Regions from separate parts of the Homo sapiens genome. Here region 1 is linked to region 2. Evidence: read pairs that join two places in POLR2A ChIA-PET (ENCODE). Cell type or tissue: CD4-positive, alpha-beta T cell. All regions are shown on one strand. Each heading gives the region's core, and the rest is flanking DNA. Links, peaks and the distances in the headings are about the cores only.

Evidence for each region. Peaks named below come from ENCODE experiments on the same cell type or tissue, not always from the same donor. Only the 100,000 strongest peaks of a DNase experiment are listed, where the experiment ranks them.
Region 1: POLR2A ChIA-PET joins it to region 2 with 7 read pairs; 1 of 35 experiments calls an interaction of 5 or more read pairs at or near these places.

Annotation. Positions count from the first base shown.
Region 1 is chr15:28,871,690-28,875,689 of GRCh38, forward strand. No RefSeq gene overlaps it. Among named protein-coding and RNA genes, the nearest start is that of APBA2, 12 kb to the right of the region's middle. RefSeq lists an enhancer at 3,528-4,000. In CD4-positive, alpha-beta T cell, for the core only: CTCF peaks have their summits at 2,210 and 2,411; a DNase peak (open chromatin) is centred at 2,242.
Region 2 is chr15:28,102,377-28,110,785 of GRCh38, forward strand. No RefSeq gene overlaps it. Among named protein-coding and RNA genes, the nearest start is that of OCA2, 7.3 kb to the left of the region's middle. RefSeq lists enhancers at 4,827-5,388, 5,389-5,949. In CD4-positive, alpha-beta T cell, for the core only: no CTCF peak of the experiment used is centred there; DNase peaks (open chromatin) are centred at 4,345, 5,095 and 5,632; H3K4me3 peaks cover 1,512 bases; H3K27me3 peaks cover 1,345 bases.

The DNA.
Region 1 (4,000 bases), core at 1-4,000, 770 kb after region 2:
CCTGTGGCTGCAGTTGGTCCTGAGGCTATAAATGATATATTGAACAACTCCCTCCATGTTACAGGTTAAGTTTTGTCCCTATAAATATTCTTATGTTGAAGTCTTAACTCCCAGTATCTCAGAGATAGGGTCTTTACAGTGGCGATCAAGTTAAAATAAGGTCATTTAGATGGGCTCTAAGCCAATGACTGATGTCCTTATGTAAAAAAAGAAATTTGGATACAGACACAGCCAGCCTGTCACTTCAGAAGGCTAAGCCTACGCTCCATCAGGCCAGAAACTTCTGGCTGGTGTGGAATCTGGCGGGAGCATGGGTGTGGACCTTATGGCCACGTTCCCATTGCTACGCTGCCCTTGCCAGAAAGGCAGTCATGGGTCCGAGGATCCCACGTTGGTAAATCCTTAACTAGTGGTCCTGGCAAAAAATGCAAATCTATTTCTGGAATATATGGCGACCCCAATCAGGGTGAATTGTAATTTTCAAAGCTGAAGAGGTCTCGTGTAATTGTTTTGCCATTGAGTGTGCTATGGTCTGAACGTTTGTGTCTCCAAAAAGTTTGCATGTTGAAACCTAATTCCCAATATGATGGTGTTTATGAGGTTGGGCATTCAGGACTTGATTAGGTCTTGATGGTGGAGGCCTCATGAATGGGATTCGTGTCCTTACAACAGAGGCCTCAGAGAGCTGGCTTGCCTCTCTAACATGTGAGGGGATGGCTAGAAGGCGCCATCTATGAATAGAAATCAAGAACTCACCAGGCACTGGATGTGCCAGCACCTTGGCCTTGGACTTCCCAGCCTCCAGAACTGTGAGAAATACATTTCTCTTGTTTAGAAACCACTCAGTTTATGATAGCTTGTTACAGCACCCCACATGGACTAAGCAGGCTGGTTGGTGGTTTTGAGGGGTGGTGGCTGACAGGGGCTCAGCACGGTCTGTGATGCTGACAGATCGGACATTCTGCAGTGATAGTCCTGGCTCAGCTTTGGTGGGAGGAAGTCCATGCTGTTGGGACATCCATAGCCTCCTTCTCTGCCACCATGGCCACTCTTCACAGGCCCCTTGTGCAAGCCTTGGGCTGCCTGAGGGGGAGGCATTGGTAGACATTGACCCGATGAGTCCTCTTGCCTGCCTGGTTGGTGGTTTCATGTTTCTTCTCTGGTGGGCATTGATGTGCAATATCACGACCTTTTACGTGGTGCTCACTCCCAGGGGTCCGTCCACATGTGGCCACCTTGTCAAAAATGTCCAGCCTTATTCCTTAGACCCTGACTAAGCAGCCAAGCTATTTGCTATTGCCCATAAATATAGCTAATCTTGGGCCATTCCTCACTCCATTCAAAGTGACTGACCAGGCGCTCTGCCTGAGGCTCTGCCCATGGGAGGATTCTATTTCTCCACTGTCTTTCAGGGCCCCCCCGAAAGGAGGCTCCACTTCTTCCCTATCAGAGTCCTGACTGGCATGGGAGAGTGCTGAGGCCGTGTATCTGGCCATCGCTGAAGTCCTGCTTCTCTTCACATGACCTGGGCCAGGTCTCCTCCTCCAGCTGTAGGAGTTCACATGCAGCCATGTGCCTTCAGTGGGTTGTCAATCAACCTGAGCCTATGCTGTTCTCTCACCTCCCTCCTGGCTTCAATCATCAGAAATATTGCCCCATTCAGGGCATGCCCTTCCACTTGGCTTCCAGCTTGGCAGAGCTGCAGCCAGGGGAGCGTGCTGGAGTCTCGGCCCTCCACTCACTGCTGGGACTCAGGCCTTCCTGCCCTCTGCCTGGCGAGTCACCTGTCTCTAGAATCCCAGCCTCAGAGTCAGCCTCACAGGCCACTTCCTTACCAAGGTTCTTGGGTCTGTCTGGTGCCCTAGAAGCAGAACCAGAGATAAACATCCCAGTGCAAGTAACTCCCTAGAGAAGCAGGACAGATGGTAGAAGAGACTGAGGAAGGTGCGATTCCCAGCCTTGCTTGATCCCCTGGGGAGCTCCGGAGTCAGTGACTGCTCAGCGCTTGTCCCACCTCAGGGTAAGAAGGCTTCCATGTTCCTCCTCCCATTCCAGGCCTGGGGGCAAAGGAGCTGTATACTCCCAGGAAATGCCAGCGTTCTGCTGGTGAGGGTGGAGCCACTGCAGTCGTGTGAGGGGTAATTATCCAAGGAGAGTGGAGGTACAGGCCTGGAAGAAAAGCTGGCAGAGGGTGCCCACAGGATGGGGCAGGCAACACTGATGTCGGCTGCCAGGTGGTGCTGGTGCCTTCGTTTCAGAGATGTTGTCTGGTTTTCTGGGGCTGCCAGAACAAAGTACTGTGAACTGCGGGCTTGAACAGCACATGTTTATTATCTCACAGTCCTGGAGGCTGGAAACCTGAGATCAAGGTGCAGACAGGGTTGGTTCCTTCTGAGGCCTGCGGGGAGACTCTGCTCCAGGCCCCTCTCCTGGTTTCCGGTAGCTGCAGAAGTTCTTTGGCTGGTAGACAGCATTCTCCCTGCATGTGTCCACTCTGTTTTTTCTTCGTGCAACTGTCTCTGTGTGTTCAAATTTCTCCTTTTTATAAGCATGCCAGGCAGATTGCATGAGAACCCACTCTCATGACCTCAACTTCACTCAATCATCTACAAAGACCTTCTCTGCAAACAAGGCCACATTCACAGCTACTGGAGGGTTAGGACTTTGATTTGTGTGTGTGTGTGTGTGTGTGTGTGGACACAATTCAGCAGGTGCTAAAATGTAAAACATAGAGTGTCTTAAAATTGATGACATATGGCACAACCTGGACTCTCCTGAGCCGAGTAGTAGTTAGCACGTGTCTTTATTTTTATTATTGTTATTATTTTTTGAGACGGAGTCTCACTCTGTCGCCCAGGCTGGAGTGCAGTGGCACCATCTCGGCTCGCTGCAAGCTCCACCTCCCAGGTTCACACCGTTCTCCTGCCTCAGCCTCCTGAGTAGCTGGGACTACAGGTGTCCGCCACCACGTCCGGCTAATTTCTTTTTCTATTTTTAGTAGACACGGGGTTTCACTCTGTTAGCCAGGATGGTCTCAATCTCCTGACCTTGTGATCCACCTGCCTCGGCCTCCCAAAGTGCTGGGATTACAGGTATGAGCCACTGCGCCTGGCCTGCATGTGTCTTTACATAAAATTTCTGACTTGGTCTCCTAAATGCACAAAATATTCCCAAGCATAATACAACCCTGTGGTTATGTACAGGATTAAAATAGCGACAGATTCTCAATTGAAAACTTGATCCTGGCCTGGCATGGTGGCTCACACCTGTAATCCCAGCACTTTGGGAGGCCGAAGCAGGAGGATCACGAGGTCAGGAGATCGAGACCATCCTGGCTAACACGGTGAAACCCTGTCTCTACTAAAAAAAAATACATAAAATTAGCCAGGTGTGGTGGCGGGTGCCTGTAGTCCCAGCTACTCGGGAAGCTGAGGCAGGAGAATGGCGTGAACTTGGGAGGCGGAGCTTGCAGTGAGCTGAGATCGTGCCACTGCACTCCAGCCTGGGTGACAGAGGGAGACTCCATCAAAAAAAAAAAAGAAAAGAAAACTTGATCCTGAGTGGTCCTATTGCAGTGGTTGAACTGACACCTCCAGCACCTCTGAAAAGGTGTCGCTCAGTAACAGTCGGGTTGGGGGGGACCAATAATTAGAATGAGCTTCAGACAACTCAAAAGACTCCACCCTTTCCCCAGCGCCTCCTGCCAGAGGAAGCATGTGTCTGTGACTTGAAGGCATCTGGAACTCACAAGGTGAGGCTCGTTCTTCCCATGTCCTCTCTCTTGCTGCCTCCACACCTATGAGAACGATCTCATCCCAACATGCCTGGGAAGGCCTATTTCTAAGGCACATGCATAAGGTGAATGCCTTCACAGCAAAATAAATGAGGCCTGGGATAGACTCTTCCAGTATTCCTGCTGCCTGGGAAGTTGGTGAGACCCCAGCCTGGAGTCAGTCCCCGCCCCCATCCAGTTCCCCAGGAGAGGCTGACAGCTTGGAGT
Region 2 (8,409 bases), core at 2,461-6,460:
GCCACGTGGCCCCTGCACCAGCTCTTGGACTTCCTTACAGCATGGCAGCTGGGGCCCAAGAGACAGGAAACAGAAGCCACCAGTTCCTTAGGGCCTGCACCCAGGACTGGCAGGTGTCATTTCTGCCATATTCTATTGGCCAAGCAGTCAAGGAGCCCAAGGAAGGACACAGACACCAGTTCTTGAGGGGAGGAATGTCAAAGAACATTGGAGCCATGTTTTTTGTGTTTGTTTCTGTTTTTGAGACGGAGTCTTGCTCCGTCGCCAGGGTGGAGTGCAGTGGCGTGATCTTGGCTCACTGCAACCTCCGCCTCCCGGGTTCAAGCAATTCTCCTGCCTCAGCTTACTGAGAAGCTGGGACCACAGGTGGGCGCCACCACACCCAGCTAATTTTTGTGTGTTTAGTAAAGATGGGGTTTCACTATGTTGGCCAGGATGGTCTCGATCACTTGACCTCATGATCCGCCCACCTCGGCCTCCCAAAGTGCTGGGATTACAGGCGTGAACCACCGCGCCCGGCCAGAGCCATGTTTTAAAGTTACCACGGCTTTAGGAGGCAGGAGCTGCATAACATGAGGGCATGATGCTACCTTCTGAACTTAAATTCCGGACTTTAAAGACATGTTTAAATGTAATGAGCTGTGGAGTCACAGGAACTCCCATTCATTGCTGGTGGGACCGCAAGATGGTACAGCCACTTTGGAAGACAGTTGGGCCGTTTCTTACAAAACTAAACACTCTTAGAATATGATGCAGCAACCAATGTTCCTTGGTATTTACCTAAATGATTTGAAAACTTATGTTCACCCAAAATCTGCACACGGGTGTTTATAGCAGTTTTATCTGTCATTGCCAAAACTTGGAAACAACCAAGATGCCTTTCAGGAGGTGAATGAATAAACAAACTAGGGTACATTCAGACAATGGAATATTTATTATTCAGAGCTAAAAAGAAATGAGTTATCAAGCCATGAAAAGACACAGAAGAACCTTAAATGCAGATTACTAAGTAAAACAAGCCAATCGGAAAAGGCTGCATACTGCCTGATTCCAACTAGATGACTTTCTAGAAAGGTAAAACTATGGAGACAGTAAAAACATTGGTGGCTGTCAGGAGCTAGTGGGGAGCGGAGGGATGACTAGCTGGAGGGGATTTCAGGGCAGCGGCCCTAGTCTGTATGATACTGTAAGGCGGATACAGGGCATTAAACATTCGTGCAAACCCACAGAAGGCACTGCCCGAGTGAGCCTCGATGTAACCCGAGGCCTCTGGATAATGCTGGTGTGTTGGTGTAACCCATGGGCCAATCTGGTGGGCAGCATGTGCACTGGGGCAAGCTACATGTGTGGGGTGGGTGTATATGGGACTTCTCTGTACCATCTGATCGATAATGTCTTTCTTTTAATGAATTAGAGGAAAATAGAAAGTCTCATTTGTCTGTGGGGAAAAAATCAATTTTGAAAAGTGAGTGGGATGGGCAAAAACTCCAGGACTGACTCAGGAATAAAAACGATTATAAACTTCATCCTGAAGAGGGTGGGTCCTGTGACTGGGAGGGGCTGGCCCAAGTCCCGGGTCATCCTGAGCTGAAGGCTCCATGCGGAGGGGCGGCCCTGGGTGGCAGGAGAATGGGGAGGCCAGGCCCGTGGGGGTGGGAAGAAAGTGGGGTCCTGAGAGCTGGTGCTCCAGCGGGGAGCGAAGCTGGACACGGGAGTCTGCAGCTTGAGGGACGAAGGTGCCTGCTATTGCTTCTGGATGTTGAGTAGTTGGTATCTCTGTGCGTGTGTGTTTCCATTTGCATTTGGATCCCATGAGACATGAGGCCCAGGAGGTCCTGCAGACAAAAGCCTCCCACCCTGTGGAGCTGGCCTCCATGCAGAATGGACCCATTCGAAGACCTTTTTAAAACGATCTTTTGTATTTTCTTGTTTTAGAAACGGGGTCCCTCTGTGCAGCCCAGGCTGCAGGGAGGGGCATGGTCATAGCTCACTGTAGCCCTGAGCGATTCCCTGTTTGAAGTGTTGACTATCTTGACTATCGGGGAGGAGTGAGGTCTGCGCGATTCGGCCTGGAGGACCCTGAGTAGGACTCACTCGCCAGACTGGCTGCCAGTGGGCCTGGCCCTTCCTGACATGGTGAGCCATCATGGCATGTCCCTGGCAGTGACAAGGAATGTCCTCAGGCCCCGACCCTCCTGTCCAGGCCACCCAGGGCAGGCCTGTCAGGGGCCTTCCTTGTTCCAATTTTTCAGAGGCCCAGCGCTCTCCTTCCGCATCCTGCCCACCTGCCCAGCTGCAGGCAGCATGGGGAGGGGGATGGGGTGGGGAGAGGGTAGGGAAGACGGTGTGTGTGAGGGTGAGTGTATGTGAAGGGGCCAAGATTTATGTGTTTAGGAGGTGTGTATGTCTGTGGGGGGTGTGTGTGACGGGCTGTATGTAAGGGATGTATGTGTGTGGGGGGTATATGTGTATGTGTATAGGGTGTACGTGTGTTTGGGGTTGGTGTACGTGTGGGTGTGTGGGTGTGTTTTGGTGTATTTGTGTCTGGGGTGTGGGGGGAGGGTGTACGCATGGGTGTGTGTGTACATGTGTGTGGTGGGTGTGTGTTCATCTGTGTGGGGTGTGTGCATGTGTGGGGTATGGGAGTGTGTGCGCATGCGTGTGCCTGGTGTGTGTGGGGTGTGTGTGCATGTGTGTGTCTGGTGTTTGAGTGGGGTGTGTGCATGTATGTCTGGTGTGTGTGGGGTGTGTGCATGTGTGTCTGGTGTGTGGGGTGTGTGTGCGTGTGTGGTGTGTGTGGGGTGTGCGCATGTGTGTCTGGTGTTTATGTGGGGTGTGTGCATGTGTCTGGTGTGTGTGGGGTATGTGTGTGGGGGGGTGTATGGGGGGTGTGTGCATGTGTGTCTGGAGTGTGTGGGTTATGTGCGCATGTGTGTGCATGTGTGGGTGTGGGGGTGCATGTGTGTAGTGTGTGTGGTGTGGGGGTGTGGTGTGGGTGTGTGTGTGGTGTGGGGGTGTGTGATGTGGGTGTGTGGGTGTGGTGTGTGTATGGTGCGGTGTGTGTGTGGTGTGGGGTGTGTGTGTGCATGTGTGTCTGGGGTGTTTGGGGTGTGTGCATGTGTGTGGGATGTGGGGGTGTGTGTGGTGGGGTGTGTGCGCGCATGTGTGGGGTGTGTGTGCGTGTGTGGGGTGTGTGTGCATGTGTGTCCGGGGTGTGGGGTGTGTGTGCATGTGTGTAGGTTGTGTGTATGTACGTGTGCTGTGGGGGTGTGTGTGGTGTGGGGGTGTGGTGTGTGTATGGTGTGAGGATGTGTGTGGTGTGTGTGTGGTGTGGGGGTGTGTGGTGCGTCGGGTGTGTGTGCATGTGTGTCTGGGGTGTGTGTGTGCATGTGTGTGGTGTGTGCATGTGTGGTGTGTGGGGTGTGTGTGCATGTGTGGTGTGTGGGGTGTGTGTGCATGTGTCGGGTGTGGGGGGTGTGCATGTGTGTGGTGTGTGTGCATGTGTGTCTGGGGTGTGGGGTGTGTGTGCATATGTGTTTGGGATGTGGGGTGTGTGTGCATGTGTCTGGGATGTGGAGTGTGTGTGCATGTGTGGGGTGTGGGTGTGTGTGTGCATGTCTGTGATGTGTGTGTGCATGTGTGTCTGGGGTGTGTGTGCATGTGGGGTGTGAGAAGTGTATGTGTGTGTGCATGTGTGTGGGGAGTTCTGTGGGGTGTGTTCACGTGTGTGAGGTTTGTAGGGGTGTGTGTACGTGCCTCGGGTGTGTGTGTGCGCATGTGTGTGGGGTGTGTGTATGTATGTGTCTGGGGTGGTGTGTGTGCGTGTGTGGGTGTGTGTGCATGTGTGTGTGGGGTGTGTGTGTGCATGTGTCGGGGGTGTGTGTGCGTGTGGGGTGTGTGTGTGCGCGCGCGTGTGTGCATGTGTTGGGGGTGTGTGTGTATGCATGTGTGTGGGTGTGTGTGCGCGTCTGGGGTGCGGGGAGCATGCGTGTGGTGGGGGTTCTGCCTCTCACTCCCTCACCCAGGAGGAGGCTGTACCCAAGGCAGTGTTGCCAGACTGGGCCAAGCCAGGAGCAAGGCTGAGCGGCTCCACCCGCGGGCTCCCGGGCTGGGACCCGGGGTGTCACCCGCAGTGCTGAGCGTTTGTGCTCTGAGACCTCGTTGTCCCCAAGGGTCTCTCCACCCTCCGGGCCCCGGCCTCCGGCCCCGCCTGGCATGAGGAGCGGGGAGCGCACAGCAGGGTGGGGGCACCGGGCGCACGCGGGGAATTTCCCCACGACCACGGCCACGCCAAATGCCTGAACCTCCACGGCTGCCGGCAACAGCGAGCGCAGGGAGGGGGCTGTGCGCGCGGGGGCCCTGGTGGCGGAGCAGGCATCACCCCGAGAGCGCCGAGGTTTGTGGTCGCAACCCCGGGAGCACCGCTGCGGGAGGAGCGGCGTGGCCGGGCAGAGGCGACTTCCTCGCAGGCAGTACCGGGCCCCGCGGCCGCCTCCGGGCCTGTCCTGGTGCCCCGGGCTTCCACCCGGCGGGCTGGCGTGCGGGGGCTGGTCTTCGCCGAGATCCTGCTGGGAGCGGGCTCTGGCCCCACGGTGAGCCCGGCCCCAGCCTCGGTGATGCGCTTCGCTGCCGCGCGGGGAGGGAGAGTCCGGCAGGGTCACGAGGCGCCGGCCCCGGGGCCGCTTGAAACCCGAAGAGACCCCGCTCGCTCGCGCGCCCGCCGGACGAATCCTCGCGGAGGTCCCGGGGCGCAGCCGGCGTGAGGGTGGGGTCTCATCGCAGGGGCGCCGGGAGCCTCCCCGCTCCGCTAGCTCAACCAAGGACCGCTCAGAGGGGCTCTCACCCTGAACCTCGGCTTTTCTAAAGGAAGGGCAGACCCCAGATTTCCCCCTTCTCTTCTCGAACGTGCTTTGGGTGTTTTTCTGCTTTCTTTTTTGGCAAGTCAGGACAGCGCACAGTGCACGGAGCTCCGAAGCTCTCTCAGCTACTCCCGGATTTCTGGTTAAACCTGAGGGTGAGCCCGAAAGACCGCTGCCGCCGGCGGCCACCCCAGCGCGGGTCCGCTGAGAATGGAAACAGCAAGTGCGCGCCGGCCAGGCCGCCACCTCTCCCTCCTCCAACAGCCCGGGCAGCCGCAGGGGCCAGCCCCGGGCCAGCCAGGGCCCAGCACAAAATGCCTTCCAGCGACAGCAGCGCCGGAAGCCCCTTCTGAGGTCGTGGATAAGCCTCCGCGCAGGGGCCCCGCGCTCAGCCCACCCCGCATGCCTCCGCGCCAGGGCCTGCTGGTGGGTGGCCGCCTGCCCCGGGCTATCCCGGGCTGGGCACTGGCGCCGATCCCGCCTCGCTTGTGGAGCTGCATTTGGGGGGAAAGATGGACCGGCAGCGTGGGACGCAGAGCCAGGCCAGGCCGCACGGGCTGTGCACAAAGATATGCCCGACAGGCGGGGAGAAGGCATGGCCCACCGGCTCAGGAGAAAGTCCTGGAGGGGAGGCAGTCCGCCCCTGGGGACAACGCGGGGGGCCGTATTCGGACACCACCAGAAGTTCCTGTCGGAGACGCTAAGGGTGCCCACGGTGTCGGGCACCATGTAAAGCTCTCCTAACTCTAAGCAGACTGCAGTTTCATGCACATCATAAGGGCACAGCCACTGTCACCGATTCTATCAGCAGAAAAGCAAACAGGCAGGAAACCACAATTAATCCACAATTCACAATGCTGGTGAGCTTCCAAACAATTGTCAATGTGACAAGTTTCCACTCCTAGCACAGATGGGTCGTCTGTCTTTTCTACAGTTTAATGGTCTCGGCTGCACACATTTGTCTGTCAAAGTGAACTATATAACTTCAGGCTTTGGAAGTTGGATGAGAGTAAAAAGTTAAACTGAAGGTGACATGGAACTGTCCGAGAGAGTCCTCCTGTCCAAACATGAAGAAGCTGTGGCTACAAAAATCACTTTTTTTTTTTTTGTGGGAATGAAGTGCCCTCTAGTATGCTTTTAGTTAAAAAAAGAAAAAAAGAAAAAAAAAAAAAAAAAGGCCGGGTGCGGTGGCTTACGCCTGTAATCCCAGCACTTCGGGAGGCAGAGGCGGGCGGATCACGAGGTCAGGAGATGGAGACCATCTTGGCTAACACGGTGAAACCCCGTCTCTACTAAAAATACAAAAAAAAAAAAAAAAAAAAATTAGCCGGGCGTGGTGGCGGGCGCCTGTAGTCCCAGCTACTCGGGAGGCTGAGGCAGGAGAATGGCGAGAACCCCGGAGGCGGAGCTTGCAGTGAGCCGAGATGGCGCCACAGCACTCCAGCCTGGGCGACAGAGTGAGACTTCGTCTCAAACAAACAAACAAACAAAAAAACCATAACACTTACGCCATTGCTTCTAACTGCAGAAAGCAGAGACACAGCCCCCGCAGGGCAGCTGCATGGGGGTCCCGCCTTGGTGTCTGCGGCCGGCCTCTTCTGGCACATTAGCTTCCCCCTCAGGACTCTTATACGAAAGCTCTCAATCCTCAATCATTTTCGTCTGGGTTTTACCTATCACATTGGAAATTACAACTGAAAAAATTTAAAATATTGAATACGTTTAGAATAAAAACAAACCCATGACTTGTTAACATGGACACAATTTTGAAAAATCGTTTTCCAAAACGAAAACAAATTAGTGACAATGGCATTAATACTTTTATTAGCCTCTTTAACTGTCTGGCTTAATGGAAGTGTAAACCAAAAAAAGTGGCCCAGCGCAGTGGCTCACGCCTGTAATCCCAGCACTTTGGGAGGCTGAGGCAGGCAAATCACGAGGTCAGGAGATCGAAACCATCCTGGCTAACACAGTGAAACCCCATTTCTACTAAAAATACAAAATTTAGCTGGGCGTAGTGGCGGGTGCCTGTAGTCCCAGCTACTCGGGAGGCTGAGGCAGGGGAATGGCGTGAACCTGGGAGGTGGAGCTTGCAGTGAGCAGAGATCGCGCCACGGCACCCCAGCCTGGGCGACAGAGCGAGACTCTGTCTCAAAAAAAAAGTGAGACAGGCCTCAATCCACTTAGAGGTTGATTTTGCCACAGCTGAGGACGTGCCAGGGAAAGAGACAAGCCACAGTAGGCTCTGTGTCCGGGGCTTCTTCCAAAGAGCTTTGAGGATTTCAATATTTAAAGGGGAAAAAGGCAGGAGGGGAAGGAGGAAAGAATAAAAAGGAGGGAGGGTAGGAAAAGTGAGAGAAGTGGGGCACACCCTTGTGAGGTTTTGATGAGTGCTCGCTGAATCGCAGGGGGCAGAGGAAGAGTCAATTATACATTCGGCTCACGCTCAGTAAATCTGCACTTTACATCAGATAAAGTCAACCTAGAGTCGAGGAAGAAGTCAAATATGCATTAGTCTGGGAATGGGCGTACAGACAATTTCTAGTCTCTATCCCTTACGGAGCGATGAGCTGTGACTTTACATAGTCTGGGTCCGGGAGGCCACCTGGGGAGATACCTGTTCAGGCACACAATGAAAAGGCAGTTTCCCGTGTGACCGTTTCCAAGCTCACGCTTTTCTTCTGGCCTAGTGGGCTTGCGGGTGGAGATTTTCTTTCCTTTCACAGAAGACAGGTGAATTCTCATTTCTGTCTGTGCATCCCCACATTGTGAAGTTTTGGTGGAAGGAGCTGAAGAAAATCTGGCCTCACAGAGAGACGTAGTAGGAGATAGAGGCTCTCATGGACACCCTGAAAGGGCCTCAGGAACTCCAGGGGTCCTCAGCCAGGACTTTGAGAACCCACATTCTAGAGGCAGAAGGCATTTGCCAGCCTGATTTGGGGGTTGGCCAATGGAAAGTGGGTGGAGGGGACAGTGCAGCTCTGGGCCCTCTTACACCTGTGTCACCACCGTGATACACACGCCCAAAGCGAGAAGAGAGATGTGAAGCCTGACACCTCCTAACCGCGGGCCCAGAGCCACTCAGCAGAGGCCGGCCCAGCCAGGCGCGCGAGTGAGAAACGCTGCTTCTCACTGACTTCAGGGGCAATTCTGTTATGCCGCAAAAGCTGACAACAAAAGGGTTGGTGATATTAACAAAAATAATACCACACAGCTTATGGACGTTTTGAGCTAAGCTGAAAATAGACTAATCCTGGCATTTACCAATTCAGTTCTGGAAAGGTTCCCAGAAAAAAAATAAAACTTTCCCTCTTTGGATCTTCTGTGCCAGTGCTAAACATCGTGTCCCTGAATAAACTGTCTCCCAACGTGAAATACATAGTTTTGCCTCAATCTGATAGTCTTCAGCTCAAGCTCTAATGCGTTAGACCTGCCAGCCAGTTTTCCTAGCCTGTTCTCAGTTCTACCCTTTGCAGAGTGCGTGCCATACACAAGCAGCCCAAACCGTGTACCATGGCTGCCTGGACGGAAGACTCTCAGCCCAGGCCAA